2 separate regions of the Mus musculus genome follow, and region 1 is linked to region 2. A link is a loop called in an ENCODE intact Hi-C map of the cell type or tissue named here. Cell type or tissue: gastrocnemius. All regions are shown on one strand. Links, peaks and the distances in the headings refer to the core of each region. The heading gives the core; the rest is flanking DNA. Region 1 has its middle 16 kb from the start of Il5. Region 2 overlaps Shroom1 (shroom family member 1).

Region 1 (16,124 bases), core at 4,352-12,351, 270 kb after region 2:
CCTTCTGAGTGCTGAGATTGCATGCAGTGCATCATACCTGGCTCATGCCATGCTAGGAATTGAACCCTGAGCTTTGTACATGCTAGGCAAACACTCTACCATGTTCCATCTCCAGATCCCTCTGTGCCCTTTCCTACACTGTGTCCTACACTGTGTGTGTTGCAAGTGCCTACAGAGGCTAGAAGAGGTATCAGACCTCTGGGAGCTGGTAGGTAGCTGTGGGTGCTGGGAACCAGACTTGAGTCCCCCATAAAAGCAGCGAGCAGCCGGGCATGGTGGCACATGCCTTTAATCCCAGCACTCATGGAGGCAGAGGCAGGTGGATTTCTGAGTTCAAGGCCAGCCTGGTCTACAAAGTGAGTTCCAGGACAGCCAAAGCAGCGAGCATTCAGCTGCTGAGCCATCTCCCCAAGCCTGGTTGTCATCTTTTCCTGCCAGCTGTCATACTGTTGACCTAGCACTGACCCATCATTATTACTCCAAGTTCATAGTTTCCTACATTCACTCTTGGTGGTGGTACAGAGACCCACAGAACAGTGAGCCATAATGTGTAATGACACATTACCACCACTGTACTCACATCCCGTCATTTCACTATCCTAGCAACCTCCTGTGCTCAGCCTCGTCATTCTCTCCTGTCCCCAAGGGCTGACAACTGCTATTGTACTGTGTCAATAGTTTTAATGTTTTCTGAATGGCACATATACAGACCTTTCAGGTTGGCTCCTTTCACTTAGCAATCCATATTTATGCTTCCTATGTGGCTGTGTGTTAGACGTGGTTTTTCTATATAGCCTAGAGTAGCCTTGAACTCACAATCTTCCTGCCTTAACCACCATGCATGGCTATCTGTGCTTTTCACGATGAACTCTGCTTTGAACTTGATAGGTCAGCACTCTACCACAGAACTACATCTCCAATGTCTCTTTCTTCTTCCTCTCCTCCTCCTCCTCTTCCTCTTCTTCCTCTCCTCTTCTTCCTCCTCCTCCTCCTTCCTCTCCTCCTCCTTCTCTCTCTCTCCTTCTTCCTCTTTTTCTCCTCCCCCTCCTTCTTCTCCCCCTCCCTGTACTGCATGCTTCTGTACATGCACATGTGTGTGTGTCCAGAAGCCAGAGGTCAACATTGCGTGCTTTCCTCCACTACTCCACACTTTATTTTTTGAGTCGGGGTGACTCACTGAACTGGCTAGTTGAAGCTCACCAGTTGGGCTAGGTTTCCTGCCCAGCAAGCCCTGATGATCCCGATGATCCTCTTGTCCCCCTACCCCCACCCCACCCCTGACACACAAACCCATCCCTGCCACTGGGGTGACAAATGTGTGCCAACACTGCCCAGCTTTTGCACGTGGGTGCTTGTGTGCCAGGCACTTTATACACCAAGCCATCGATCGCCCTACTCATTTTCTTTTAACACGGAACTTAACATTCCACTGTCTGGATGCACCACAGTGAGCATCCATCCATTAAATGGACATTGTGATTGCTTCCAGGCTTGGCAATTATAGGAAGGCCTCTATAAACATCCCCAAGTAGGTTGCTCAATCGATGTACGTTTCCCCTCATTTGGATAGAGAGTGAAGAACACAGACTGTGGAGTCTGGTGAAAGCCCGCTGAGCTCTGGAGGGAACCGCCAGCTGCATCTCCACCACAATGAACTAGAGAGTCTGTGCTCACACCTTGTCACCAGTGTCTGCCTTTGGTGGGATTTTGGATCCGGGCCATTCTAATGAGTGTATAGTGGTATCTGGCTTTAACTTGAAATTCCCTGATGACATATGATGTCCTTTTATATTTGTACTTCCTGGGTCAGGGTTTTCTAGAGAAAGAGAACCAGTATAATGAATATGTATTAAAATGGAGATTTAAAGCCAGGTGGTGGTGGCTCCAAACATGCCTTTGATCCCAGCATTCAGGGAGGCAGAAGCAGGCTATCTCTCTGAGTTGAAGCCAGTCTAGTTAACAGAGTGAGTTCCAGGACAGCCAAGGCAACACTGAAAAACCCTGTCTCAAACAAAACAAAACAAAATGGGGGTGGGGGGGTCTTGGGCTCATTGCTCGGCTCAGGTGCTGGCTACCAAACTTGACGTCTGAAGCTCAGTCCTTGGATACCACGTGGTAGAAAAACAACGTCCACAAGCTGCCCTTGGGTGAGCATTCCTAGCAAGAAACGATTCTCTTTTACACGGGATATTCTAGTTTCATTTCTGCTGCTGCAATGGAGTGCTCTGACAAAAAAAAAGAACTTGGGGAGAAAGGTTTGGTTTAGCTCACCATTCAGGGTTACAGGCCATTGCTGCAGAGGAGTCAAGGTAGTAAGGAAAGGCTTATCATGCCACACCCACAGTCAAGAGCAGAGACATAAATGTGATACTATGTCCATTTAGCTGAATAACAGCAGGGCCTATGACCCACCTATCCACAGACACAGCATCAAACTGACTTCCAGCGACTTGTCCTTATACCTATAGATTCATGCATGTCTCGGCTCTCGTCAGAGACATTTTTATTGGCAGTAATTGTCGATTAGCACAGAGATCCACAACTGGTCAAGGAACAGAGAATGAGAGACTGCAGGATGTTCAGCCTTAGACGGGGCATCTATATTATACACCCCCTCCCAAGTTCAGGAACCATCAAAGGAAATGGGGTGGAAAGAGCATAAGCTTCAGACGTAGCGGCAACTCTAAGGAAACAGTCTTCCGGATACAGTAGGACAGCTACCATGTGACCTCGCAGCAGCTGCGACACCAGGCACTGGATTTGTGTAGACCCAAGCCTGACTAAACTTCAGCCCGAAAGGAGAGATGAGCACCAAGTCCCGCCTCTAGAGAGAAACTATTGGCAACTGATAGATGCTGTGGGGTGGGGGTGGGACTTCTGCAAGTTCTGGAGTTCTAGCCATGCTCCAGTGGAAGACCGCACATCCAAGAGTGTGGGCAATGCAAACCAGACATGATGGGTTACAAAAACAAAACAACAAAAAAGCCCACAAATCTGGGTGGGTAGGCCGGGGGGGGGGGATCTGGAAGGAGTTGGGGAGGGCTGATTAGGATCAACACATTGTTTGAAATTCTCAAAGAACCCATTTTTTTGGGGGGGGGGAGTCTGTTTTAAGAGCAGAGAAAAATGACTGCATGCATGCATAGTAGCTGACCTCCACTCTACAGTGGAGGGCTCCGAACCTGATGCTGCCAATTTCAGGCTAGAGCCTCCCACCTTAAAGAAGGCAATCGGGACAACCCCACCCAACCCCTACAACATGGCCGCCGGCCAATCTGAACTTCCCGTTTCCGGCGATTCTAAGTTGTGTCAAGTTGACCATCAAAATAAACCACCACACTGAATAACTTGGAAGAGTAGTTACTGAGGGGACTCCTAAAATGAGAACAAGATGTAGGGAAAGAAACCTATCTAAAGTTAGTAACCGCAGGAGTGGAACCAGAAGGCTCAGGGGTACTATATACAGAGGAACCCTTTATGAACACTGGAACTTCCTGTGAGGAGGGACTGGAAAGATGAACATCCTGACTCCATGCTCCTCCCACCTTTGGATCACTGACCAGTGCTTGCCAACCCACTGCCAAATCTACAGATGAAGAACTCAGCAGTGGGCCAGTGAAATGGTTCAGTTAGCAAAGATGTTTGCTGTTGAACTTGATGACCTGGGTTTGATCCCTGGGACCTACATGGTGGACGTGGAGAACCGACTCTGGACCTCTAATCTCCACTTGTGTGCTGGAGCACGCATGCCCCACTTCCCAGGCTTAATAAATAAATATAACTTTTTAAAGAGTCTAAAAACAAAAAGAATTCATTTGTGTTATCCACTGAGGTCCACCTCCAAGTACCCAGGAAAGGCTGAGGGAGAGCTAAGGGCACCGGAGAGGCAGGGTCTCCCTTCCCAAATGTGGGAATTAATAGGTGAGAACCCTTCCAGCGCAGACCACGAAGGAAAAGATAAACTCATTCACTCACTTTGGCATTTGCGAAGACCGGTGGCGAGCTAGGGAAAATATTGACAATGGACAAATTTCCAGAAAGTATCGCAAAGTTCTCTTAATTAATCAGAAAAAGATAATTAACCCACTCAAAAAGGAAAAGAAAAAAAAAAAAGGTGAAAGACTTGAATCAGCACTACCCAGAACAGGAAATGCAAATGGCCAATAAACACAGGAAGAGATGCACACCGAGTTAGTTACCAGGGAAATGAAAAATTAAACCACAGGGAGATAACACTTCGCACCCACCCGACTGGCAGAAATCAAAAGTCAGATATTACACCTCAGTTCAGGATGTGAAGTAAAAGGAATTCTGATACATCACCCAGGGAATAAATTGGTAGTTTTGAAATGCAGATCCTAGAACACATTTCCGGCACACGCACCCGGTGACCCAGAGGTTCAACCTAGTATATGCCTTAAAGAAATCCTTGCCCACTGACCAGTTACAGCCTTGCTTTAAACAACTTCTTTTTCTGACCATCTCTCCCCTCCCCCCTCCTTCTTGAGACAGACAGGGTGTCTGTCACATAACCCATGCTGGCCTTGAACTTACTACGTATATTAAATACCTGACACCACCTCCTTCCATCTCCCAAATGTTGGGATTACGGGTACACACCATCATTTCCCATTTAAATGAAAAGTTAAATGTATTATTTTATGTATATGATTTTTTGCCTGCATGTATATCTGTGCACTGCATGTGTGCCTGGTTCCTGAGAAGAGCAGAAGAGAGCAGCAGATTCCCTGGCACTGGAATTACAGACAACCATGAGCCAACATGTGGGTGCTGGGAATTGAACCTGGGTCCTGTAGAAGAGTAGCCAATGCTCATAACCATCTCTCCAGCCCTAAATAAAGGTGGTTTTGTTTTTTTTTTTTAACTTCATGGATGATTTCAGATTTAAACAGAATTATTCAAATAGAGTAGATGCCCTCATCTTTGTGGCCTTTCCTCCCTGGGTGGATCCTTCGTAGATACTGATTTCTTTTTTATCCTTAACTAAAGGCCACACCTTACTCATATTTCCTAAATCTATCTAATATTCTATTTGGAGTAATCTTTTTGGATGCTGGGATTAAGCCCATTGCTTCTTGCATGTATACCATGGGCCATACACTCCCAAACCTTCAGCATTACGTTTAATTACATCAAGTCGGAGGAGGTTATGTCAGGGGTGGGGTTGTAGGGGAGGTTGAGGTTTCATAGGTTTTGGTTCAGTTGATTAAAACACTTTGTGCTGTTAAACAATTGGACCTCCTGGAATTGCTGGTTCGGTTGCACAAGAATGTTCTACTCATCTGGAAGTGCTCAGTAGGGGCTAAGGAGCAGTTTGGTGAAGCTAGGACACAATGGAGTCACTTTGGCCTGTCCTTCCTCATTCCAATATGGCCATCGTGGATCTGACCTGCTGCTCAGAGAGAACTGCCAAGTATGATGACATCAAGAAGAGGGTGAAGCAGGCATGTGGACCCCAAAGGGAATCCTGAACTATACTGAGGACCAGGCTGTCTCCTGTGACTTTAACAGCGGCACTCTTCCTCCTATGGTGATGGATGGCATCGCTCTCAATGACCACTTTGTCAAGCTCATTTTCTGATATGATAGTGAACTCAGCTACAGAGACAGAGTTATGGATCTCATGCCTTACAGGGTCTTCAAGAAATAAGAAGCCAGGGGCTGGAGAGACGGCTTAGCGGTTAAGAGCACTGACTGCTCTTCTGAAGGTCCTGAGTTCAATTCCTAACAACCACATGGTGGCTCACAACCATCCGTAGGGAGATCTGGCGCCCTCTTCTGGAGTATCTGAAGGCAGCTACAGTGTACTTACATTACATTAAATAAATAAATAAATAAATAAATAAATAAATAAGGAAAAAAAAGAAATAAGAAGCTGGGTGGTGGTGGTGCACGCCTTTACTCCCAGCACTTCGGAGGCAGAGGCAGGAGAATTTCTGAGTTCGAGGCCAGCCTGGTCTACAGAGTGAGTTCCAGGACAGCCAGGGCTACACAGAGAAACCCTGTCTCCAAACAAACAAAAAAACAAAAACAAAAAAATAAAGAAAAAAAAAAGAAATAAGAAGCCATGGACCACCCACACCATAAGAGAGGGGCCCTCAGCTGCTGAGGAGTCCCTGCCTGGATTCAGTCTCCATCACACTGAATATACCCTCACAGTTCCATTCCAGATACCCAGACAAGTTAGGAAACCCTATTCTCTCAATTACCACCAGTAAAGTTCACTACCAGGGACTGAGGAGATGGCTCAGCAGTTGAGAGCGCTGGATGCTCTTCCAGAAAACTCAGGTTCCAGTTCCAGCATCCACATGACATTTCACAACATTCTGTAACCCAGGGGGAGCTGGTGCCCTCTTCTGGACTCTGTATATGGTGCCCAGACATACAGGCAGACAAAGCACCCATAAGGATAAAAGAAACAAACAAACAAAAAAAGTTCCCTGCAGCCCCTGCCCCGAATAGGCAAAATAAAATAATATATAATATCAGAACATTTACATCTGTGACAAAACTTTAAAGGGTAACAAAGAAATGATTAACTCAGAGGAGGGGCTGGGATGTAGCTTCCTTGGAAGAGTGCTTGCCTGGGGTGCACAAAGCTCTAGGTTGGATCCCCAGCACGCTATACTCAGTGCTGGCACGTCGGAAGTAGGACCAGAAGTGCAAAGGGCTCCTCAGTTACATTTTGAGATTGAAGCCAGCCTCAAGGCAGTGTCAAGACACAGAGGTTCAGGGGTCAGGGGAGAAGAAAGGAAGGGAAGGGGAAACACCTGTTTCATGTCTCTTCTGGCAGGAGGGGATTTGGACACTGTGGTGGGGCAGGGGGTGCCCTCTGAGTTGATCGAGTTTGAGGTCGTTGGCATGAGTGCTGTTTTCTCTCGTACATATGACCGGTTTCATAATAATCAGTTTGAAAGTGCCCGAGCCTGCTCTTTTCTACCCCTGGAAGGGTACTTCCCACCCAGTACTTTCTACCCCTGGAAAGGTACTTCCCCTCCCCCTGTTGAATCGAGGTGGGAGAAACCCGGAGCTGAAGCAAACAGGAACTTCTTTCTGTCTTGGAAGAAATGGGGTTTTGTCTTCTACCATTCTATTCAAACCCCACCATACATCGCGATGCTTCCCGTTTCTCGGATGTCTAGAAAGACGCTCACAACACTGTAAAGAGCGGAAGCAGGGCAGCTTACAGGGTCCCCTAGAGCCCTCAGCATCTTTCGAACGGGCAGGCTGGACTCTTAGCAGTGGTCTGGAATGAAGGCCAAATCTATGCTTCTAAGTGAGGAATGATCCCAAGTGTGAAGGCTCGTAAGCAAGGCGACTCTCCTTGCAAGAATCGCCACAACTAGAAGCAGACCAGTTGCCCAGGCTACTGGGCTCTGGGCACTGATGTTCCACATCCACCTGTCACTTGTCCCTGAGGAGCATCTATGGCAGTACAGGATCAGACACAGCCCTGCTTTAGCTCATGGTCTCCAGTAGAGGGAGACAGTGAGCGCACATACGAAGCGGCTGTACAGGGTGGTAGGGTGAGTGCGGCGGAGGAGCGTGCGATGGATGTGAAACAGCGCCGTGTTCTGCATGTGTTCAGTTTCCCGAAGCTGGACAAAGAGAATCACATTCTCTCTTGCTAAGGTCCAAGTCCAAAGCCTTTGCCAAAAAAGCGAGAATTTCCCAGGGCCTGTGCTGTCGAGGTGATCACTAGGTCTCTCTTGACGCTGCTGCGTGTTTTGTTTTGTGGACCTTCTTAGCCGGTCAGGAGCTTTGGCCGTGTCCTGGAACCTAACAAAACGCAGACCCTTGGCACAGCCACACTCACCAGCTGTCTCTTGGTCTTTGAATTCCACCTGAGCACAAACAGACCTGTTCTTTTTCTTTTACTTTGTTTTAGATTCATTATTTTTCTTCAAAAAAAAAAAAGTTTACATTTTTTGAGACAGGGTTTCTCTGTGTAGTCCTAGCTGTCTTGGAACCCACAATGTAGAACAGGCTGATCTCAAACTCAGAGATTTGCCTGCCTCTGCCTCTGTCTCATGAGTGCTGGAATTAAGTGTGTGCCACCATGCCCAACTTATTTTATTTATTTATTTATTTATTTTTTTTTTTTTTTGGTTTTTCGAGACAGGGTTTCTCTGTATAGCCCTGGCTGTCCTGGAACTCACTTTGTAGACCAGGCTGGCCTCGAACTCAGTGATCCACCTGCCTCTGCCTCCCGAGTGCTGGGATTAAAGGCGTGGGCCACCACGCCCGGCTCCAACTTATTTTAAAAATATTTTACTGCTGGTCAATGGTGGCACATTTTGAATCCCAGTACTAGAATGGCAGAGGCAGTCAAATCTGAGTTCGAGGCTGGCCTGGTTTGCAGGGTGAGTTCCACGACAGCCAGACCTACAAAGAGAAACCCTGTCTTGAAAACAAAACAAAAACAAAGCAAAGCAAAACAAAACAAAACAATTATATGTGTATGTGTGTGTGTGCATGCATGAGTGCATGCATGTGTGTGTGTACACGCGTGTGTTCATATGGATATGTGCCATGTGAGTGTTTGTGCCCATGGTGGTCAGAGGAGGGCACGGGATCCCCTGGAACTGGAGTTTCAGGCGGTTGTAAGCAAAGTACTGAGAACAGAACTCAGGTCCTCTGTGAGAGCAGTATGGCGAGCCCCTGCACTTTATTTTACAGTCAGATTCTCACTATGCAACTGCCTACCCCTATTCTGAGTCAAGGGGTCATTGGCCCCTAAACTGAGTGATCTTCCTGTCTCTGTCTCCTGAGCCCTGGGCTTTCCAGGCTTGTATCATCACCAAGCTCGCCTTTTGAAGTCTTTTAGAAAATAGATCAACCTTGAAACCACGAGCTCAGCTCACTATCTCCCTCTTGTGGCCGAAATTCCCACCAGTTGGAGGCTGCTCAGTGCTGTCCCTCAAGAAGCTGAGGTGCTTTTGCTACATTAGAAAAGAAGCCAAGTTCCAAGTTCCGTGCTCTTTCCAGTTGGGCAGGCCGTTGGCGAGATCCAACACCGCCCCCTGGTGGCTGATATGTTAATTTTCAGCGCCCACTCCACTCCCCTCATTGTTCCCACTTTAGAGGCCTTCAAATAGCTGGACACCAGCCTTCCTCACCTCCTCCCCAGAGTTCTGGGATCCAGGTCTGCCTTCTACATAAGCAACCTTCTGCCAGTTTACACCAGCCCATGCCTAGCATCAGTCTGATTCAGATGCAGAGAGAAGGCAGCATTCAAGGAGACAGAGAACTGTAGATCTCTGCGAATTTGAAGGCAGCATGGTCTATACAGTGAGTTCCAAGCCGGCCAGAGCTACACAATGAGAGTCTGTCTCAATAAACAAACACAAGTAAATCACTTGCCCTCGTCCTAATCCTCCAGCAGGAAGCAGTGGGAGTTCTGCGGAGGAAAGGTTGTCCTACTCGGCCCTCTATCATTGTACACTGAAGGCATTCTCAACCACTAGAGGAGAGACAGTGTGGAGACCGGGTGGCTTTTTACAACATGCCACTAGAGGGCACCATGTCGGGGCTTTAACAATAACAATAACAACACAGCACCAGGCTACTCTCCCTACTCCCTACTCCCAACCCCACCCCTATTTTTTGTTTTTGTTTTGTTTTGTTTTGTCTTGTTTTATTTTGTTTTGTTTCTCCCATGGCTTTCACCTCCCAAACTTGTGAGAACACTGAGCTAAGAGTCCTAAATACCAGATTTGTAGACAAGGAGTTATTCATGGGACCTCATTTTAAAAATGGGGTTATCATGGCTCTTGGAAACACGTAAGGTAGACACGTGCTAAAACTACTTAAAATAGTTATCCATATCCTAGCTGGGCTTGGTGGCACATGCATTTAGTCCTAGCACTCAGGAGGTAGAGCAGGTGGATATCTGAGTTCGAGGCCAGTCTGGTCTACAGAGTGAGTTCCAGGACAGCCAGGGCTACACAGAGAAACCTTGTCTAAATAAATAAATTAAATTAATAAATAAATAAGTAAATAAATGGTGGTATCTTGGTAGAGGCAATACTTTTACAGTAGCAAGGTATTACGTGCACATAAAAAATATGTATTTATGAACTGGGAAGATGGCTCAGTCTATCAAGTGCATATATCATAAGCATGGGACCTAAATAGAACCCCAAAATCTATTTGTAAAACCAGCACATACCTGTTATCCCAGTGCTGGACTGACAAAGACAGGAGTGAGCTAGTTGGCCTCTAGTCATGAGCTCTCAGTACAGTGAGAGACTGTAGCCATCCAGCGACCATGGACAAACTAGGTTTACCTGAAAAGGGAGTTGGAAATGAAAAAGAAATGGGGGGTGGGGTGGGTGAGAGAAGAATGAACCCAAGACAAGGTTCTGATCAAGGCTCCAAATTTAATCTTCAGCACTGGGTTTATATAGGGAGAGCCCACAGACCCATCCTTTGTTTCAGCTGGATTATGTTGCAAAGCAAGGTCAATAGGCAGTCTATTCTTCTATGTTCCTGTGGGAACTTGCATGTGCAACCAAGGCGGATAACTCCACAAGATTTACTTGTTTTACAGAATCCCATCTAGGGTAAAGAGTGGCCAGGTGACTGTGACTGTCTTAGGTCAGTGTCTATACTGCTCCTTCTTACCGGTCATGGAGATCAAGAATAGCATTGAGCCAGGCGTGGTAGTGCACATCTTTAATCCCAGCACTTGGGAGGCAGAGGCAGGAGGATTTCTGAGTTCGAGGCCAGCCTGGTCTACAGAGTGAGTTCCAGGACAGCCAGGGCTACACAGAGAAACCCTGTCTCGAAAAAAAAAAAAAAAAAAAAAAAAAGAATAGCATTGATGTATGTCTCTGTCTTAGGTTGACAGGACCTCAAGAACACTCTTACCCATCTCTGACTACCGGATTCTATAGCAAACTCTTTCCCATTCAGACCAAAGCCACGAAGGATATATGAATATGCGCTCAATGCATTTCTTCATAGCGATGGGTAACTGCCATGGTGAATAGATAGCTGAGCTTGCCGAGAGTGGTTCTGTATGAAGGCAACCAATCTGTTTAAGATACAAGGTCCCAAAGTTAAAAGCAAAAAAAGTATAATTAATGGTTCAAGCAGTGTAAAAATTAAAGTTGTAAACCATGAGGAAGTGGAGAAACAAGATTCAAACCATCTCTGATTCTGTTCTTTTTCTCTTTTCGTTTTTGCTATTCCTTCTTGAACTTTAGCCATAGAATCCTTTACTAACTCCTGAATGATGCATTCTTCATGGAGGGCTGCACACCATCCTCCCTGCTGAAGGAATGAAAGATCAAGTCCTCTCATGTTTTGAAGCACTACCTCAGATAAGGAGGTTAGAGATTCTTGCAAATGGGAAACAGAGATTTCTATCCTTTCTATATCAGTATCTGTTGCTGTTATAAGGAACTCGTAATTTTTTTCTTGCAAAACCAGGGCAGAAGCGCCAGTAGATGCTCCTCCCACACTCAGAGACTTCCTTGGCATCCAAATTTTAATATTTTAAAATAAAAAGTGTGATTTACATAATTTTGTGGTGAATAGGGATATAATTCCTCCTTTTTTGTTTTCTATGAAGATATTGTTTTAAAGTTCCATGGGCTTGTTCCACAATACCTTGTCCTTTAGGATAATAGGTAAATATGGGTAACATCCATTTGCCATAAATGATTAGGTAGGAGTCCTCAAGGATTAACATCATTATGTGATACATGAAGAAATAGAGGACACTGAGAACAAGTCTTTACAAATTGATGTGTGTATTTTCTAGAAATACCAAATTGTCTCAAACTATTACTGTTTTGATGATGTAAAGAATGAGATTGTTTGGCTAATTGTTCCTGTAAGGCCTATAATCTGCCTGGGATACAAATCTGCTGTGCCATTGCCCAGGGGTCCAGGAAATCCAGTGTGAGCCCTTAAATGTCCTACAAAGTAAGGAACAGTACATGTTTCTTAACTTAAGCTGTATCAGTATAAGTAACTGTAAAATTTGAGAATTATCAGTATCTAAAAAAGGAACAATTTTAAGCAATTGTAAACCATGAGCTATATATTGGCTATCAGTATACAAATTAAAAGCTTGATTTTTCAACATTTCAAAAACAGTAGCTACAGCATGTAATTCAATTATTCGTGAAGCAGGGTTGAAACTCGAGAGAATAAACATGTGATCCAATCACATATGTTTCTCTCCCATTAGATGAGCAGTTTGTAAATACAGTAAATGCATTCTCTATGGGCTGCATGTGTACATTTACAGGAAATACAAAAGTATGTACAGAGGCAAATTCTAACAACTTGTCTTTTGAATAATTATTATCAAATTTGCCTAAAAAATTTGTCATGCAATAGGTCAAACATCAGTATCCTGCAATTATCAATTTAACTGCTGTTTGAAATAAGAAATAAATGTCTCATCAAGTTCTTTGCCAAAATACTTTCATGACTCTATCCTACAATTCTGTATTAACACAGCAACAGCTTCATAATAGGGCGTGCAAACTTTACTTGGAGACAAAGAAAAATGGATCCACATTAATGGTCCCTTTGGCCTAAGGACTGCTGTGAAACAGTCAACCATTGCTCATAGTCTATATAATGTATCTGCTGTTGGCTAATACCTTCCTCTGCTTTCTGCAAAGCTATTTGTCCATCATTGGTTAATTGTTCAGGGAACTAGTATTTGCATCCCCCCTGAGAATACAAACAGACAGAGATTTAAGTTCTCCTGTGGTGAGCTTAAGGTGAGGTCTTAGCCAATTAACATCTCCTAGAAGCTTTTGAAAATCATTTAAGGTAAGTAAATTATCTTATTATCTTTGTGTGTGTGTGTGTGTGTGTGTGTGTGTGTGTGTGTGTGTTGAGACAGGGTTTCTCTGTGTAGCCCTGGCTGTCCTAGAACTCACTCTGTAGACCAGGCTGCTGGCCTCAAACTCAGAAATTCGCCTGCCTCTGCCTCCCAAGAGCTGGGATTAAAGGCGTGCACCACTACTGCCCGGTTGTAAATTATCTTTTCTTACTTGGATTTTCTGTGCTAATTTGTTTAGGATATAACTGATGTCCCAACTATTGAAAAAGATATCGCCTTTGAATCTTTTCTGGAGCAGCAACTACTCCAAAATTTTAAAGTGTGTTGTATAAGAAGAGAAAGGCTTGTGGTAAAACGCCTTCAGAGGGATCCGTTAATAAAATATCCATATAACGAATAGTATACACTGAAGGATTCAAAGTCCTAACCTCCTGCACTGAAGCAGAAACACATTTTTGACGTAATGTAGGGCTATCTGATATTCTTTGAGGCAAAACTTTTTAATGATATCACTTCATGAGTTATTCAAAATTACAAGCAGACACACTAAATGTAAACCTATTACAACCATCAAGACACAAAGGAATAGTATAAAAACAATCTTTTAAATTTATAATAATTTTATAGCTATTTTTTGGAATGGCAGCTGGAGTAGGTAAGCCAGGTCATAATGCCCCCCTAAGTTCCTAGTTTCATTAACCTTTCATACATCTTAAGTTTGGACTTTGTTTTGGATTAATGGAATAACCAACCCCTTGGAGGTGAGAGAGAACATCAGCTCCAGTGTCTATTAATCCTTCAAAACTTTTTTCTTCAATTAGTAATTTAAGGTTAGGTCCCTCATTATAACAGACTGGACCCAGTACACATCAGAGGAACCAAAGCCATCTTGTCTTCTCTTACTCTTTTTTTTTTTTTTTTTTTTTTGGTTTCTCGAGACAGGGCTGTCCTGGAACTCACTCTGTAGACCAGGCTGGCCTCGAACTCAGAAATCCGCCTGCCTCCCAAGTGCTGGGATTAAAGTCCTCTCCTACTCTTAACACATTTGGAAGGTAGCAGATGCAAGGGAACTAAAACAAGTTGAGCAATTCTTCTGTTAGTAGGTACAGTTATAATGCCATGGGGAGAAGCAGCCATAATTCTAATTTCTCCTGCATAATCATTATCTATAACTCCAGGATAGATATGTAGTCCTTTTATAATAGTGATGTTTTGGCCTAAAAATAACCCCAAGGCCCCTGGAGGCAAGGAACCAAAAACTCCTATAGGCAGGGTTTGAACTCCCATTTCTGGGGTCAGGACTGTGTAGGTGGTGGGACTGAGGTCCAATCCTGTGCTTACTGGGGTTGCTCTGATTTTCTTGGCTAGGAAACTGCCTGTTGTGAGTGCCTTGAGGTCTGAGGCTGACCCTTCCTCCAGTTTCCTGACAAGGGACAGCTTTGTTTATCAGGTTCTGTCTTGGCTTTGTTCGGACAGATGGGGGCACACAGGCTGCATTAGCACTCTCATAAGCCAATTATGTAACAAAAGGAACTCCAGCCTGAGGATCTCCAAAAATTCTACCAGCTGCTTTTAGCAGTCTATCCACAAATTCCTGAGGCGGTTCATCGGGACCTGGTTCATCGGGACCTTGTTCGATCCCAGATAAACTCCCACTGAGAGCTCCTTTCCAATCTTGGGGGGTTAAATTTGCTTCTACCACTGTATCCAATAAAGCTTGTATAAAAGGGGTAGCAGGTCGGTACTATGCTATAGCTGTTTTAAACTCTTTTATTACTCTTGCAATCATCTTCACTTGCTTAATTTTTTCTTAATTACAAGTATGGGTGAGTTAAAAATCATGAGCTTGTAATTGAATTGTAAACTGCAACTAATGGAACATTGGCAGTTTAACTATATTTTTAAGTTTCTTTTTCAACATAGAGCATACCCATAATTTTGGAAAACAAAGCCCAGTTTTAAACAATCTTTTCTCTCTAAAATCAATACCAAGAGCATTACTTTCACGATACAAACTTTGGCTGCCAGTTTTTATATATGAGTGCATGACAGTGCAGCTTTTAATACCTCATTAAAGAGACATTGTTTTAAATCCTATCCTTCATAAGTCTAGTTTCTAGGATAAGAAATACATAAAATATTATCCCAATTTAGAAGTATCTTTAGAGACATATTTTCCTGGGTTGGCTCATGCCACGTGTTATTTAGAATGACTCCAACCCTGAGTTACCAGTTTTAAGCCAACTTTCTATTACCAAAGTTACAAAATTTTAATCATACCAAATAACTTATAAGCCAATACTCTATAACCAAGACATGTATAACATATTTATACTTTTAAAACCAGTCAGAAACAAAAATGAAGTGGCCACACACATCTTATATATTTAGACTAAACAAAATTTTCTTACTTTTTCTAGCTGTAATTTCAAGAGAGGAGTGCCTTGCTACTTTTTGAACCCAATTACAGAGTTTTTTTGCAGGGTAACTTCTCAGTTTCTGCAGTGCAAATTGAGTGCCTTTTAAACAAGTTAAACTAAAGCAAGGAGGGGGGGGGGGTACGAGGGACAGCCAGCAGATAAGTTTATCCATTTTTTCTTTTGAACATGAAGCACAGAACACCAACCATTCAAACAAAAGACAAAACCAGGCATAAATGGACAGACATGGACAGATTAGCGCACCAAGGACAGACAATAGACAGAGAGGGAAGAGAACTTGATGTCCCAAAGGGACCCAAATACCCTACTTAAGAGATCCAGAGCCAGAACTAAGGATATCTCCAGTAGGAGCCAGAGAAGAAGCAGGACATCTCTCCCTCCTTCCTCCTGTCCCTAGGAGAGCTCTGAAAGAGCTTTTACCATCCCTACTTCTGGAAACTATGGACACCACAAATCTACTTGAGCTAAGAAGTTTTCTAACATCTGTTTTTTAAACCCTGCTCCTCTTGCCTGAAGCAGCTCTTTTAGGCTGAGAACAAATGCCTGTTTAGAATTCCCCTGTCCCATTGCCATTGCGCTGTCACTCCAAGGTGAAGTCAGCGTCCGGTCAACACCTCTTCAACCTAGCCTTATCCCCTCAAATGCACCGCCTGCAACAACAGCCTCCAAAAAATAAAGTTTATGATTAGCACTCGCATTCATGCTGTTCTTTGCTTACCATGCAGGATACTGTTACTTTTCTTCTGTTTTCTGTGGAGCTCCACACAAGGTAGCGTGTGGGACTGTGAAAGGCAGCCTGTGTTCTAGTTGAGCAAAGCTTACGCTGGAGACCCAGTAGAAAACTCTACAAG
Region 2 (16,124 bases), core at 5,221-13,220:
AGCTGGAGCCCAGGGCTCGGATGTCACTGAGGGATCGCCGGCGCCCTGAAGTGCGTCTCGGGCTGGAGCCACAGGTACGCAGCGGGACCGGGTGAGGGGACACACAGCGCGTGGTCCACAGATCTGCTTCCCAAAAGGGAGACAAGGACGGGAGGGTCGGGGCGGCGACAGCGGTGGCCGCGAAGCAGCCTGACTGACCGTCATTCTGTCTGGACCTTCCGACCCGGAGTCCAGACCGGCCGCGCCAGTGGAATCGGGCCCCTGCGCACCTTTACTCTCGGCCAGGCCTGGCAGGGGACAGAGCTGTCCAGGTGGCCCAGCTGTTGCAGGGACGCAATGTACACAGTGGCGTCCGTCTCAGGACCCTCTGTTCTTGAGCTTCGATTGCTGGAGAATCCGGGTCCCTCCCAATCCCCCGATCTTCCCGGACCGTGAACCCCACTGAAAAGGCCTAGAAATGCACTGATCAGAGGCCACCCGCTCTCCTAGTGTTCCAAGCGCCTCTTTCCTCACCTCTTTGTGTGGTTCTGCTGCCCCTTGTGGTCCCCAGGGCTTAGCTTTTGCCCTGGGGTATGTGCTGTACCCATGGCAGTGACCATCTTTACCTAGGTGTCATTCACCCTCTGCTTTTTCTACACCTCCTGGAACCTGCGTCTCACAGAGTCTGCCCAAGACCAGCAGAGACTGTATAACCAGCTACTATGTTGTAAAATAGATGTCTCACAGGGGTGCAATGTCACCCATAGCTTTGGAGACTAGAAAAGAGAACCAAGGAGTTTGCCTGAAAGCTCACCCATCAGACCTAGCCTGGAATGCTAGGATTTAAGATCTGAGCATTGAACCCTGAACCTCTGACTCTAAGGAGAGTCAGGGAGTGCAGTTAACAGCCCTCCAGGTACTGAGGGAAGGCTGGAGGCAAGGAAAGGCCTGCACAGGTCCTCACAGGAAGACAGATGGGAGGTGGCCCTTGAGAGGACTGTTTCATTCCCGATTAGCTCGGAGCTTGACTTTTCTCCAGTGCCTCTCCTGTTCCCTGACCTGGACTTACATGTGTTGCCTTGGTCTGGTTTTGCCCACTGAAAATTGTCTTTATCAAATTTCCCAACAAACCTTGCCTGAAGTCCCACGTCTGGTTGCTTGCCTGGGTCCACCTTCACTCGAGATTCAGCCCCCAGTGCCAGCTTCATCCTTCAGGTCTGGTGTTTCCACCCTCAAGAGCCCTAGTTCTGAGCCCCGAGCCCCCTTATTCCTTTGTCAGGTAACAAGTACCTTCCTCCACAGCCAGGATCCCAGCCTATTTTTCTAGCAGACTCTACTGCAATCCCCGCTCCGGGGACAAATGTCAAAATTCTGTGTTGTTTGTCCTGAGGCTCCAAGGCCCTGGTGGCACAGCAAGCCCTACAAAGGGCACAATATGGGAATCCTGCATGGACAGAGACCCCATGTAATAGCACCCCTTAGATAAGTTAGGGGCAATAAGAAAACAGATATATGTACGTGTTTAATGGCTCATTATAAATTGGCGTTTTCATTAATGACTTTAATGTGTGTGTGTGTTAGTATAAGCATGAGTGTCACAGCGTGTTATGGACATCAGAGGGGAACTTTCAGGAGTCCATTGTCACCTTCCACATGGTGAATGTCTTAGTTAGGGTTTTACTGCTGTGAACAGACACCGTGACCAAGGCAACTCTTATAAGGACAACATTTAATTGGGGCTGGGTTACAGGTTCAGAGGTTCTGTCCATTATCACCAAGGCAGGAACATGGCAGCATCCAGGCAGGCATGGTGAAGGAGGAGCTGAGAGTTCTACATCTTCACTTGAAGGCTGCTAGCAGAATACTGACTCCCAGGCAGCTAGGCTGAGGGTCTTATTGCCCACACCCACAGTGACACGCCCACTCCAACAAGGCCACACCTACACCAGCAGGGCCACACCTACTCCAGCAGGGCCATGCCTACTCTTCTGATAGCCACTCCCTGGGCCAAGCATATTCACAATGCGTCAAGGTCTCTCTTGTTTCCGCTGCTAGGAAGTATATTTGAGGTATCTGGTCCTCAAGCTTCCAGCTGACTCTCTTGTTTCTACCTCCCATCTCACTGTAGGTAGGCTGAGATTACTGATGTGACGACAGCATCTGACTTTTGAAAAGCATGTATTCTATTTTATGTCAATCACATACAATAGCCTTCGGAGGGTGTTGGATCATTTGGAACTAGAGTCGCACGCAGTTGGTTATGAGCTGTGTGGATGCTGGGAACCAAAGTTAGGTGCATGGTAAGAGTAGTCAGTGCTCTTAACTGCTGGGCCATCGTAGGTCCAGCCCCTGAATCTGACTTCGTATATGGATCCTGGAGATCATACTCAAGTTGTCGGGCCTGTGCAGTGGACAGCCCTGCCCAGTGAGTCACCTTTCTGTCTCTTAAGCTGTTTTTGCTTTTAAGGTTTATTTTTATGTTTTTTAAAAAAATTTTTATGTGTATGGGTGTGTTTTGCCTTCATGTATGTGTGTACCACGCGCATGTCAAGTGCCCTTGGAAGACAGAAGAAGGCATGGGATCCCCTGGAACTCAAGTTACAGATATTTGTCAGATGGGGATTGACAGATGTGGATGCTGGGGAGCCAGATTTGGGTCCCATGCAAAAGCAGCAAGTTCGGATTCTGTTTGTTTGCTTGTTTGATTTTTGAGACAGGCCTTGGCTGGAACTTGCTATGTGGACCAGGCTGACCTCAAATTCATAGAACTCCTCCTGCCCCTGTTCTCCAAGTGCTGGGATTAAAAGTGTGTACCATCATATCTATCATAGCAAGTGCTCTTGGCACATCTCTCCAGCCATCTTAAGCAGATTTTATCTGGTCATTCATGCCTTGGTCATGCTGGACACAGAAACTCACTAATATAGATTTTCATGATTTATTTTTTTTAATATTTTTCTTATTTATTTGTGGGTGTAGAAAAGAGAGAGAGAGAGAGAGAGAGAGAGAGAGAGAGAGAGAGAGAGAGAGAGAAGACACTCATGACTCAGAGCCAGTGAACATGTTGGATTGGTTCTTCCTCTCCTATGGTCTCCAGGATCAGACTCACGTTGAGTCTTGGCAGCCATTTTACCCACTGAGTCATGTCTCCAGCCTCAAAGCCTCCTTTGAGGACATATCTTTGTACTTCATCACCTCTACTTTTCTGGCATGCCAACGTGGCCAGGCACGAATGACATATGCCAGCCCATGATCTGGGTTTACAAAGATTAGGAAGAGAGGAGTTGGAGAGCTGGCTGAGTTAGTAAGTCACCTGCTGTATGAACATGCAGACCTAACCTTGACTCCCCTGCACCCAAGTGAAGAGTAGGGTGCTGTTGCTGGGTAGGGGGGAGGAGAAGAGACAGGGGAATTCTTGAAACTCATTGGCCAGTTAGCCTAGCTAAATGATGTTCAGTAAAAGAGCCTGTCTCAGCCAGGCAGTGGTGGCACACACCTTTAACGAGGCCAGCCTGGCCTACAGAGTGAGTTCTAGGACAGCCAGGGCAACACAGAGAAACCCTGTTTAGAGAAAGAAAAAAAGACAAAGCAAAACAAAGAGCCTGTTACAAAAAAGTAGGGTAAACCAAGCTTGGTGGTGTATGTCTTTAATCCTGGCACTTGGGAGGTAGAGGAAAGTGGATCTCTGAGTGTTCAAGCCCATCCTGGTTTACTTAAAAAGTTCCAGGACAGTCAAGGCTACATAATTGAGAGACCCTTTCTCAAAAAAAAAAAAAAAAAAAAAGTGAAAAGAGGCAGAGGAAGATATTAGACATCCACCTCTGGCTTCCAATGTACACACCTGTGCATATACCACACACATCCGATAACCTATTTATTTGTTTATTTTTATTGTTTTTTTGAAACAGGACTTCTCTGTGTAGCTCTGGCTGTCCTGGAACTTGCTCTGTAGACCAGGCTGGGCTCTAATTTAGAAAGATCCGCCTGCCTCTGCTTCCCACGTGCTGGAAGTAAAGGTGTGTGCCGCTACTGCCTAGCCAAAAAAAAAAAAAGTTTCTAAAGAAAAGAAAACGTAGGAAGAGAGAGAAAGCGAGCGCACTGGTGTCTAAGCAGCCAGGGTAGGCCTTTTAGAGGAGTTGCCTATTTTCTTAGAGGCTGTCACTCAGTTGGTAGCTTCTTACCCTCCTGTGGCCTTTGTGAAAAGATCACCAGCCCTGAGTGTAAAGACTAACCAACAGGGCTGGCCTTGTTGTACATGAAGAGTCAGTCACCCAGTGTGGTCACATCAAGAGTCTGGCCCTAGGTCTAGTGGAGGCTCACTTGCCTCTCCACTTTAGGAAGGCTTTATGCTCCTGGCCCCACTCCCAGCAATGTGTTGACTACTGCATCCCAGAGAGATTTGCCCACCTGTATTCCAAAGTGTCTGGGAAGCTCAAATGAGCCTGCTTTGGGACCACACCCCCAGTGTGTGCCACCCTATTCTCTGCACCCTAACCAAGCAGGTCAAGGAAGACAACCTTCCAACATAGGTCACTGGGAGTCACAGATCCTCAAACCTCAGAGCTGCTCTCAGCCAATCCCAGCGCAGCCACACAGGCCTTCCCCCTTGCTCTGCCTCCTGGCACTGGGGAGAGATCAATTTCCAGCCAGTCCTGCTTGCCTGCAGGCTCTGTTTCTTCCTGATAACGCATGAGTAACCTGGTTAAACCCGTGGTGGCCAGGGCCTCCTCAGCCATTCTGTTGCTTTCCCCAGAAAAGACTAATAGGGAGGGGAGAAGGGGGCGGGGAAGACAGTAAACCTCCTCTTTTCTACCAAGGCCACCCCTCTACCAACTCCCCATGCCTCCGTCTGTCCCCTTGCCAGTCACCAACTATTTATTTAACATTGACTACATGCCAGGGCTGGTGCCAGGCACTGAGTGACATATAAAGGCAGGGCCTGTCCCCAGGACACTCAGGGGGTGGGAATGGGAGGAGGAAATAAAAAACAATGGCAGAGTAGGGGTGATGAGTGACCCCCCCCCCCAAAGAACCCCATGACCTCCAAGCTGAGTCCTGTGGGTGTAGCATGAGAGAGGTGGGTGTCTGATGAAGCTCCCTAGACAGAAGACATAGTTGCGGGCCCACCCAATGTATTATTATGGAATTTATGGCACTTGAAGTTGACTTATTTCACACTTTGACTGTGGGTTTTCTTGGAGAAAGAGGGACCATGGCAAGGGCTTTGGCCAGGGTTTGCCTCTAGGAAATTAATTTTGGCTGCAGTGAACTTGGAGACATGCCTCGATTCTAGGCAGGGCTCTGCCACTTACGACCTGTGTGTGTCTCTGGGCCGGGTCACTTCCTCCTCAGAACCGCGGGGTTCTCATCTGAAAAAAAAAAAAAAGGCACCTAGGGGGTTGAGGACTAAGATGAGTATTTATGCTACACACCTGGACCATAAAGGGCACAGAATGGGGGTGGACAAATTGAGAAGCTGTCGCTGCTCCTGCCTTGCCTCTGGCATTCCTTTTCTGGGCTCCTCTGTGATCTCAATGTTCTTGATCATTGTTTATCAGGAAAAGATCAAACATAGACGCTAACAGAATGGCCAGGAAGCAGCCTGGGTGGGACTGGAGTTTGAGCATGTGCCTGGTCTCAGCACGGCAGGAGTGTCCGAGCAGAGGTACCACTAGGGAAGCCCTGGCAAGGGAGTGGATCTACTACGTCAGAACTAAGGTTCCTAACTAACGCCCAGACTTGCGCGCATCCTATTGCCCAGACCGTGTCAACCTCAAGAGTTTCTCTACCATTCTGATGAGAAAGAAGATGCCAGAGCTAGGAACCCTGTGACCGGGGAGGGCACGTGTAAGCCCCCAGTTCTCCTCGGCAAAGGAGCCAGCAGGTTGTCCTAGCCCTTACCTGAACTCTTCACTCACCAACCCATCTATGTTTTGATTTTTTTGTTTTTTTGTTCTTTTCGGCCCCCACCACCAGGTCTGCCAACTCCAATTTCCAACTGTATAAGCATGGAGGCCCTGGGTACTGGGAGAGACCGCACCTCCCAGGCCTCAGCCACTGAAAGCCTGGACTTGCGACGGTTGTCCACGCGCGCCGACTCTGCCTACAGCTCTTTCTCCACGGCGTCTGGTGATCCTGAGACGCGCACTCCGTCCCCTGGCACCGAGCGCCTCCCTTACCTAGACTGGGACTACGTGCGAGTGGTTTGGGGCAGCCAATCTCCTACCTCGAAGGACGCTGTCCTTTCAACGACTCAGCGACCTGTGCAGGCAGTCGCTGGGCACAGTGACCCACGGTCCCCAGAGGTCCAGGGAAGCCCGGGACCACTAAACAGACAAGACACCCCACTGCTGTACGCGCTGGCCGCGGAGGCTGAAGCTACAGCTCACACCGCAGAGCCGCCCAGCCCGCCAGCCTCGCGGGACGCCTACCGCCAGCGGTTGCAGGGTGCACAGCGACGAGTGCTGCGGGAGACGTCCTTCCAGCGAAAGGAGTTTCGCATGAGCCTGCCGGGCCGCCTGCGTCCCGCAGTCCCCACGCGACTTCCCACGGCGCACGTGCGCTCCGCCTCCAGCAGCCAGGAGCTGGGAGAAGAGGAGCCGGCGCGCACCGCTGTCCCAGCGCTAGCTGCTGCTGGCCGGGGGCGTCTCTCCAGCCAGCAGCGGCAGTGCTGCTTCTCTGAGCCAGGCAAATTACATCGCGTAGGTTGGAGCGGTGGGCCCACTGGTGAGGACTTGAGAAAAGATTATTCCACGCAGGAGTTGCAGCGTGGGATGCACGCAAAGTCCAAAGGGCTGCTGGAGACTCAGTCCCTAAGCTCAACGGAGCTGAATTCCGGGCCAGCGGATCTTGGCAATGCCCATAGACCTGCGGGTCGGAGTCAGAGTGTTTCAGGCGAGGTCATGGGTCCCTGCAAGGGTTCAGAAAGGACTGTGGCCACTGTCCAGGTATGGAAGATAAAGGACGTCGACTGGTGGGGGAGGGCGGCATCTGGGAGACTGTTTCAGACCACTGTTTCCCTGTTCTAGGCTGTTCCTCAAAGAGCAGACATCCGCAGACCACTGCTTCACACCAAGCTTTCCAGGTGAGAGATAAGGGACACTCTTGGAGTCAACTTTCACGGGTCTTGATTTAAAAAGGAATCACAGGTCCCATATCCATTACTTTTCCTATTGTTGAGAACAATTTTTTTTCTTTTGAAGATTTATTTATTTATTTTATGTGTATGCATACACTATAGCTATCTTCAGACTCACCAGAAGAGGGCACTTGGATCCCATTACAGATGGTTGTGAGCCACTATGTGGTTGCTGGGATTTGAACTCAGGACCTCTGGAAGAGCAGTCAGTACTCTAAACCTCTGAGCCATCTCTCCAGCCCCGTGAACAAATTCTTAAGAATGGAGACTTGAAGAAGAAATATTTATTTTGGCTCGCGGTTGAAGAGAGTGGAGTCCATCCCGGCAGGAAGGCATGGATTCAGGGCGTGTGAGGCTTCTGGTTACCCTCCATCAGGAAACGGACTCCTGCTGGGGCTCAGTGCCCTTTCCACTTCTGTTCAGTCCTCAAACTTCAGTCCATGGGATGACTCTGCCCACATTCAGTCAGATTACAATCTCAGACATTCTCCTCACACATATACATCTTCCCTCCCCAGTGGCACCTCTCTGGAAACCCCCTCAGAGTCAGTCAGAGGTGTGTCTCCTAGGTAATTCCAAATCCATTCAAGTTGGCAAAGATCTAATCATTACAGGACAGTCTACGTGCCTCAGTCTGAGACTTCCGACAGTCTTGTGCAAACTGCATGCTCTGCTGTTTGTCTGGGGCCGTGGGAAGGGCCTCTTTCCTGGTCACTGTAGGCTCCCTGCCTCTAGGTCTTTGACTCAGAAGGAGGTCACAGGAGTGTGTCCTGGAGAGGCCCTCCAGACCAAACCGGCTGGCTGTGGTCGGAGAATCTCTGAGACCTCGGTGTCTACTCCGGGCCCCTCCCTCCCTGAAGATGACGTGTTCCTGAGAGAAGCCAAAACACCGTCACCTCAAGATTCCCAAGGGCTCCCCACCAGGTGAATCCCTTCCTGTGTCCAAACACAGAGAGACACTCTCCTAACACATATACATCTAAAAAATGCCAAAGGGCTGGGAACTCTCTCAGGTAATGCCCAGGTGTTGGGGGATGGCGGCAAGCAGCCAGACCTTGAGCTCTTGTCTGCACCAGAGCCTTTTCTGATTCAGTATCCCGTCTACTTCCAGCACCTCCTACCGGCAGTATGAAAACGACTTAAGCAAAAAAGCTGGTCAGATTGCAGTTTCAGCAGAGAGACCCCTCCATGAGACTCCAGGGATCACGGGTACAGAGGACTGTGGGCAAGCGGTGAACGGCTCTGTGGATCTCTCCAGACCCACAAGCATTCCAGAGACTACAAATGACGACATCCCAACCTTTGACACTAATGGGACCACTGACCCCTCTGCAGCTACAGAGAAAAAACCCCTCAAGCCTCCCCCAGTCGATGTCTTGAGACCTTCAGACTCTGAGACTCCAGGGTCCCCTCACCACACTTCCCTGACTTGGGGCCAGTTTGATTCCAAGACTACTTGGCCTAGTCGGCATTTTGAGGCGCTGGTTCAAGAGCTGGCCAGACTGGATCCCTCTTTGAGCCGTACTCTTGCCGCCCAGCCCGGTCCAGAGCCACCGCAGGGCCTGCTGGATGGGCTTTTTCCTGTCGAAGAGATCCGAAGTGCGATGAGGCCAGCCCTTGAGGAGATGGGAGAGAAGGCTGCTGGCGCATCGGAGGAAGGGTGAGCATTAAGGACTCCTGATTCTGAGTATCTGCAGTCTAAGGCAGAAAGATTCAGAGAACTTTGGCTTTGTCCTCAGGTCTTGTGGACACCACCTCACGCAGGACCTGCAGACTTCCCAAGAGGCATCAAGGTCTGAAAACTCTACCCCCGACCCTGACCAATCAAGTGGCCAGGAATTCCCAGAAGGAAACAGCACCCAGGCCAAGAAAGTGAGTGGGGGAAGGGGTGGGGTGGGTAGGGGGATGGAAGCTGGGTGGGGCCGCGGCTTAGTGTCTGGTTGGAGAAATCCAGACTTGGCCCAGTTTTTGAATACTTAGGCCCTCCCGGTAGGTGGAACTAGCCCGCCTCCTCCAAAAGATGCTGCAGGATCTTCACGCTGAGCAGGAGCGACTGCGGGGGACCGCCGCAGACTGGACCCAACGCAACGGAGCTCTAGAGGCTGCTGTGAGCCAGGCCTGTACACCCCGGGAGCTGGAACGGTTCCGCCGGTTCATGACTGATCTAGAGCGTGTGCTTGGTCTGCTGCTGCTGCTAGGCAGTCGCCTGGTCCGTGTAAACCTCGCCTTGGCTAGGGCGGGCTCAAACAGCGACCCTGATGAGAGGGTAAAATAGGTTGAGGTTGGGGGAAGAGCAGGGTTTGGAGGGGCCTTCCTTCTACCGCCCGGATCATCCGGGAAGCAACGGTGTTCACTGCGCCCTCTCCCGGTGGTTCCAGGCCTCTCTGCTGCAGCGACTCCAACTTCTGCAGCGACAGCAAGAAGAAGCTAAGGAGCTGAAGGAGCACGTGGCTCGGCGGGAGCAAACCCTGCGTCAGGTGTTGGAGCGGGAGCTGCCCGCAGAGCATCTGCGCTCCTATTGTGTGCTGCTGGCCTCCAAGGCCAGGATCCTGTCACAGCAGCGCAGCCTGGACGATCGAATCCGGTTCCTTAAGGACCAACTGGACACTATCTGGAGCGACCTCAGCCATCATCCCCTTTCTCCCAGACTGACCTGGGCCCCAGCAATCCGTCCTCTAAACAAACAACCTTTTCTTGCTACCCTTATCTAGTTACATGTAGCGGAGGTGGGAACATTGTCCCAGGCTCACCCACAACTGGGGCGATGCTTTATAGAGAGCTTTCCCTTGAGGGAGTAGGGAGGAGTCAGACCAGGCCTTCCTAGGACACATCTTCCCACGGTGTTCTCCTGTGACCTTATTCAAGTTTGTAATTCTTTGGGAATTTGTGGGTCGTAAAAACTGCAGTATTCAAAGCCTGGCCTGGTGGTGTAGCTGTACTCCCCGCTATATGGGAAGCTGAAGATTTCAAGTGTAAGGTCTATCCGGGCTACAAAGGGAACTCAAAGCCAGCCTGGACAACTTAGGAGACTCTCCCTCAAAATAAGACGTAAAAAGAGGGCTGCAGGGTTTCGGGTTAGGTATACAGGGTTGGGGGAGGTCTGCCTCCACAAAAGACAGAAAAAAGAAGTCTGCAGGGGTGGGAGTTGGGGATACAGGGTTGGGGGTGTGTGTGTGTGTGAAGAGATGGACCAGCAGTTAAGATCACGTGCTGTTCTGCCAGAGGACCTGGGTTTTATTTCACGCATCTATGGTATATGGCCCACACCCGTCTGTAACTCCAGTTCCAGGGAATCTGACACTCTCTGGTTTGCACACAGGTAATGCACAGACATACATGCAGGCACAACACCCCTAAATAAACAAATAAATATAAAAGTAACTTAAAGAGAGGGCTACAGATAGAGCTGTAGAGTGCTTGCTTGCCATGTGTGAGAGTCTGGGTTCAAGCCCTCATAGAGCGACCACAAAAACAAAGCACAAGCCGGGCGTAGTGGTGCACGCCTTTAATCCCAGCACTTGGGAGGCAGAGGCAGGCAGATCTCTGAGTTCAAGGCCAGCCTGGTCTACAGAGTGAGTTCCAGGACAGCCAGGGCTACACAGAAAAACCCTGTCTCATAAAACAAAACAAAAACAAACAAACAAACAAAAACAACAACAACAAAAACAAAAAAACCAAAGAACAAAACCAAAAAAAAAAAAAAAAAAAAAAGCATGAGGAAGGATTATAAACCCTGCACACTCCCGTGTGATGGCGAGTCCCTCTGTCAGAGTTGGTGGGAGGCAGGAGGGTCAAGAGAGAAGAAGCTTAAGGTATAAACAAGCATTGCATTTTATATTCTAATAAACTCTCTAAGAGGAGCATGCATTGCCTGCAGCCGACAAGGGAAACTAACACTCTCTCTCTCTCTCTCTCTCTCTCTCTCTCTCTCTCTCTCTCTGTGTGTGTGTGTGTGTGTGTGTGTGTGTGTGAGATTGACAAACTCCAGCAACAGTCCAGGCTGACCAAAATGGAAGAGAGACTTGGTAAAGTGTCAGTCTGGCTCAGCAATGTCTGAAGAGACTGGAGAACCAGGTTTGAAAGCAGGAGGGGCTGAGGGGCATTCCACTGACCCCCACCCCCACCCCAGCAATTGCTAACTGCCCTGGTAACTGGATCACCACACAAAAGCATTTGCTATAGAAGTCTGATAACCTGAGTTCAAACCCCAGATTCCACAGAAGAACCAACTCCCAGAAGTTGTCTTTCTTTCTTTTTCTTTTTTTGTAATTTATTTATTCTTTTATGTATGAGTACACTGCTGCTGTCCTCAGACACACCAGAAGAGGGCATCAGATCCCATTACAGATTACAGATGGTTGTGAGCCACCATGTGGTTGCTGGGAATTGAACACAGAACCTTTGAAAGAGCAGTCCATGCTCTTAACCGCTGAGCCATCTCTCAAGCCCCAGAAATTGTCTTTTGACCCAACACAAATGCTGTGGCAGTCACACACCCATACACAAACACATGGTTTTGTCTGACCCTTACCAACTAACTATGCCTCCAAAATAAATATAGAAAGAAAGAAAGAAAGAAAGAAAGAAAGAAAGAAAGAAAGAAAGAAAGAAAGTCTGCTGAAGTTAGAGTCTGTCATCATAGCATTTGCCAGGCTGTGTGGAAGGTTTTTCTTGAGAACCATGAGTTACAGATGAAGATGAGGCCTGAAGTCCCAGAAAGGCAGCTAGGGCTTGTACTGTATTTAGAGAAGACTGATCCTGGGGTGGTATGTGATGGTCCAAAACACAGGACAAAACCGGCTCCATTTGTTCAGCCCTATGTACAGACAACCAGCTTTGCAAATTAACATGAGACCCGAGTCAGTATATCAGTTGCAAACAGCAGGGATAAGAATATTTTCTCTCAAAGGCTCAGGGTATTTTTGGAAGTTGGGCACATTAAAGGGCGCGTGTATGTGTATTTAAAGCCAATGGGCCTCAGAGCGAAAAAAATCTCTGCTTCTGGGCTTGTTTTCTGATGTGTATTGTCACTAAGTGCAAATGGCTGAGAACTGTAAATGGCCCTATTCATACTAAAGGCATCAGTTGCAACAGTCGGGCTATTGAGCACAGAACAATGTTCTCATTGTGATATTTTATAAAACGCATATGGGGCTCCTGCTGAGGCCATTGCAGGTCTAACGTTATGCTTTCCTTGTGTCGCCTTGAACCCTGTGGGCAGGGTCCGGGCACTAAGGTCTCTTGGAGGAGCCTTCTGCGTGGAAGCTGCTGATCTCTGCCTGTTGCCCTACGCAATTCCCATTTGAAACATCATGCTTCTGTTATGATATTCTTAGAAACACACCTAACACTGTCCACTCAGCCAATGGAAAGTGTGTATTTCAAAGCATTTCTGGCTTATGGGTGGGTATAGGGACGACTGCCATCTTTAGGCTAGAACAAACCTTGGTTCTGCGCCAGATTTTTCGAAGGGGAAATAACGAGATTTCCGTGCTCAACCCTGACAGTTTTTGAGTCACAGTTCCAGAGCTGGTCCTTGGGTCCAGCCTGATCTTGTCTCGTTCTTGCCTCAGTTTTTATCCTGTCCAATCGGTGGTTTCTTTTGAGGGCACTCAAGAATTCACAGCAGAGCATCGCAGACTTCAAGACTTTTGGGGGGTACTTGGAACCTGATGCGTTCGTTGGCCCTGCGATACACCGCCAGCAGATGGCACTGTTCCCTTATCATGGAAGCTTCCACCCACACCGTGGCCACCGGCAGCCTAGGGAGCTCGCACAAGCTCCAGTCTAGATACCAGGACTTGGCCTGGCTCTGATGGGCAATGTCCCTGTTGGGCTTGAAGGCTGGAACTGAGCCTTTTGCTTCTGTCAGAAAGAAATTCTGGCTAGCTAAGAAGGAAAAGGCTAGCTTGCCTTTCACTGCCAACAGGCCTGCGTTGGAAAATTGTTGACTAAATGAGATGTGCCGAGGAGAGAAGCTGGGGATGTGGGCCCAGAGCATCCGTTCAAGAACGTATCTGTCCGCTGCCTCCGCAGTTTGAGCAGTGATTCGGTGTCGCTCTCTCCCTCGGCTGCTGGAGGCGGCGCTCTGGGCCTTGCTGGATGTTTGGCTTTGGCTGCTGTTGCTGGGCAACAGGCATCACCGCGGCCTCCCTCCCGCTCATCCCGCCCCCGCTCTTCCACCTCCTCCTAAGAATTTAATTGGTGTACTTTTTACTTTAATACTGTAAATTGGAAATGGAATGGGGAAGCTATGTTCTTCGGCACCCCAAGCTGTCGAGAACATTCTGCTCGTTACAAAACGTTCCTCAGTCAGTAACTAGCGGAAACTCTGGGTCCTCACAGATACTGATGGAGGCACTGGCCATTCAGATGGCAGAGGCTCCCAGGGAAGGTTAGGGCAAATGCTCTGTACCCAGAAGAGGTGAATGGTGGGATAAAGAAGGACTACACTTTCTGTGAAGAAATCCTCTCAAGATTCCTGGTGTTACTGTCACAACTCAGCCACCACGCTTAGGGGGCTACTGTCTGTTATCTTTGGTATTTAAATCACTCAGCTTTTCCACCAAGAGAATTTGGTTCCCCACCCCCTCCCGGGGGGGGGGAGAGGAATGGATAAAGATTTCTTCTTTCTCTTCCCCCTCCCCCTCTATGCTTTCTCTTCTTTTCCTGTATCCCCCTCTTCCACTTCCCCTCCACCTTGGATCCTCTTTCAACTCCTCCTCCTCCTCCTCCTCCTCCTCCTCTTTTAGATTAATTTATGTTCACTATTTTCTTGCATGCGTGTCTGTGTGCCACATGCGTGCTTGATGGTGCCTTTGGAGATCAAAAGAAGGAGGAACAGGAGTCCCTGACTTTGGAGCGGGAACCCCTGACTCTGCAGCAGGAGCCCCTGACTCTGGAGTGGGAACCCCTGACTCTGGAGCGGGAACCCCTGACTCTGGAGTGGGAACCCCTGACTCTGCAGCAGGAGCCCCTGACTCTGGAGCAGGAACCCCTGACTCTGGAGCAGGAACCCCTGACTCTGGAGTTACAGATAGTTGTGAAGGGCCACGTAGATACTGGGAACAGAACCCAGGTCCTCTGCCAGAGCAAGCAGGGATCTTAACCACTGAGCCACCTCTCCAGCCCCTGAGAGCATCTTTACAAAGATTGGCAGGTGCTTTCAGCTCACTTGGTGGCAGTTTAGATGGAGAAGGTAAGGATAGTAGAGGGATGTGAGCTAAGAAAGACGGTATTCACTTGGGAGGCAGAATCAGGAGGATATGTGTGAGTTCAGGGCCAGTGTGGTCTACAGAGTGAGTTCCAGAACAGCCAGGGCTACATAAACAAACCCTGTCTTGAACCACCACCCCACCCCACCCCCACCCCCCAAAAGGGAAGGAACAAAGAGACATAGCTCAGTGATTGAAGATACCAGATGCCAATCCTGACAACAACCCGGTTTTATCTCTGGGACCTGTACAGCAGAAGGAAAGAGCTAACTCCTGGAAGTCATTCTCTGGCCTCCACACATGTGCCATCTCTCTCTCTCTCTCTCTCTCTCTCTCTCTCTCTCCCTCCCTCTCTCTCTTTCTCTCTCTCTCTCTCTCTCTCTCTCTCACACACACACACACACACACACATGCCCATACACATGCACATAACATAAAAAAATTAATAAAATATTGAAAGAGTGATATTGTTGGTTCTAAAGAGGATGGCTATTATTTTGAGACAAGACCTCAAGTACCCCAGGCTAGCCTTGAACTCTGTATATCAATATTCAGGATGACATTGAGTCCCTAGTCTTCTGTCTCACCTTATGGGGTCACAGGAATGTACCCCTATACCCACCTGATGATTTTAATTTATTTTTTTTGAGAAAGGGTCTTACTATTTAGCCCTGGCTCGCCTAGAACTTATCAATGTAGACCAGGCTAACCTGGAACTCACAAGAAATACTCCTGCCTCTACTTTCTGAGTGCTGGGATTAAAGGCAGGCACTATTATGTCTGCCTTAGATTTAAATATGTATATATGTACATGTCTATTTAAATACTATTTAAATATATGTATGGAAGGAGGAGAGAGAGAGAGAAAGAGAGAGAGAGAGAGAGAGAGAGAGAGAGAGAGAGAGAGAGAGAGAAGACCAGGGGAGGACATAGCTGAAGTAGCAAGGTTAGAACAAGAGTGAGAAACTAGGGGAGGGAAGCCCATGAGCTGGAGAAGTTTAGGGTAAGAGGCAGGGTGAGAAGGTCCAGGATGCTAGCACTGACTCTGTAACAGGTTCTTGTAATACTGAGGGAGCGTGGAGGCCATCATATATGTTAGTATGACAATGGGCACTACAGATAGCCACTTGACCTTTCTACCAGTGATAAGGAGGCGGACTCCTTTGGTAGTTCCTGAGAAATGCTGGCTTTTGTCTAATTGACAGAATTTGACAATGAGACCCTGTCTCAAAAGGAACAAAAAATATTATTTTATGTATATGGGTGTTTTGCCTGCATGTATGTGCCTGCAGAATCCAGTAGAGGGTGTCGGATCCCCTGGAACTGGAGTCACAGATGGAATGGGACCGGAAGCTGCCATGTCAGTGCTGGGAATAGAACCTAGATCATCTGGAGAAGCAGTCAGTGCTCTTACCTGCTGAGCCACTGCTCCAGCCCTGTTGATCCTATTTTAATTGCTACCATACAAAAGTGGGTTAACTCCCCTTTACATTTTTCCTAATAGAATGAAGTATGTTTGTTTGCAAACACAAATGTGGGTTTTTTTTTTTTGGGTTTGGTTTGGTTTGTTTTTGTTTGTTTGTTTGTTTGTTTTGTTTTGTTTTTTTAAAAGAATGATGTAAAGCAAATCCTGGAAACAACTCAGCACCCCCAACCCCTGCCCATAGGTTGCAGATCTCCGAGAGTCCTAACTATTCACTTGGTGTCGCTCCTTCTCCCGCAGTCTGCAGGATGGGAACTGCCAGTCTTTCATCCCACAGAGGACAGAGATGGAGTGTGGAGAATAGCCCAGA

The links. A loop is a pair of places that touch in the nucleus more often than their neighbours do. Peaks named below come from ENCODE experiments on the same cell type or tissue, not always from the same donor. Only the 100,000 strongest peaks of a DNase experiment are listed, where the experiment ranks them.
Region 1: a loop joins it to region 2, with 2.3 times the contacts of the local background. A loop is called at or near these places in 22 of 42 quality-filtered maps.

The regions. Positions count from the first base shown.
Region 1 is chr11:53,728,266-53,744,389 of GRCm38, forward strand. No RefSeq gene overlaps it. Among named protein-coding and RNA genes, the nearest start is that of Il5, 16 kb to the left of the region's middle. In gastrocnemius, for the core only: CTCF peaks have their summits at 5,773 (motif pointing left), 7,512 (motif pointing right), 8,960 and 9,529 (motif pointing right); DNase peaks (open chromatin) are centred at 7,520, 8,982 and 9,508; H3K4me3 peaks cover 392 bases; H3K27ac peaks cover 1,295 bases.
Region 2 is chr11:53,457,268-53,473,391 of GRCm38, forward strand. It overlaps Shroom1 (shroom family member 1), which reads left to right. Exons shown (of 8, transcript NM_027917.3): 1 at 1-74; 2 at 5,956-6,926; 3 at 7,008-7,063; 4 at 7,853-8,041; 5 at 8,229-8,777; 6 at 8,857-8,989; 7 at 9,111-9,383; 8 at 9,496-10,499. The coding sequence starts at 5,988. The coding sequence ends at 9,828. Among named protein-coding and RNA genes, the nearest start is that of Shroom1, 8.1 kb to the left of the region's middle. In gastrocnemius, for the core only: a CTCF peak has its summit at 9,488 (motif pointing left); DNase peaks (open chromatin) are centred at 6,482, 6,788, 9,269, 9,452 and 3 more places; H3K4me3 peaks cover 2,667 bases; H3K27ac peaks cover 1,885 bases.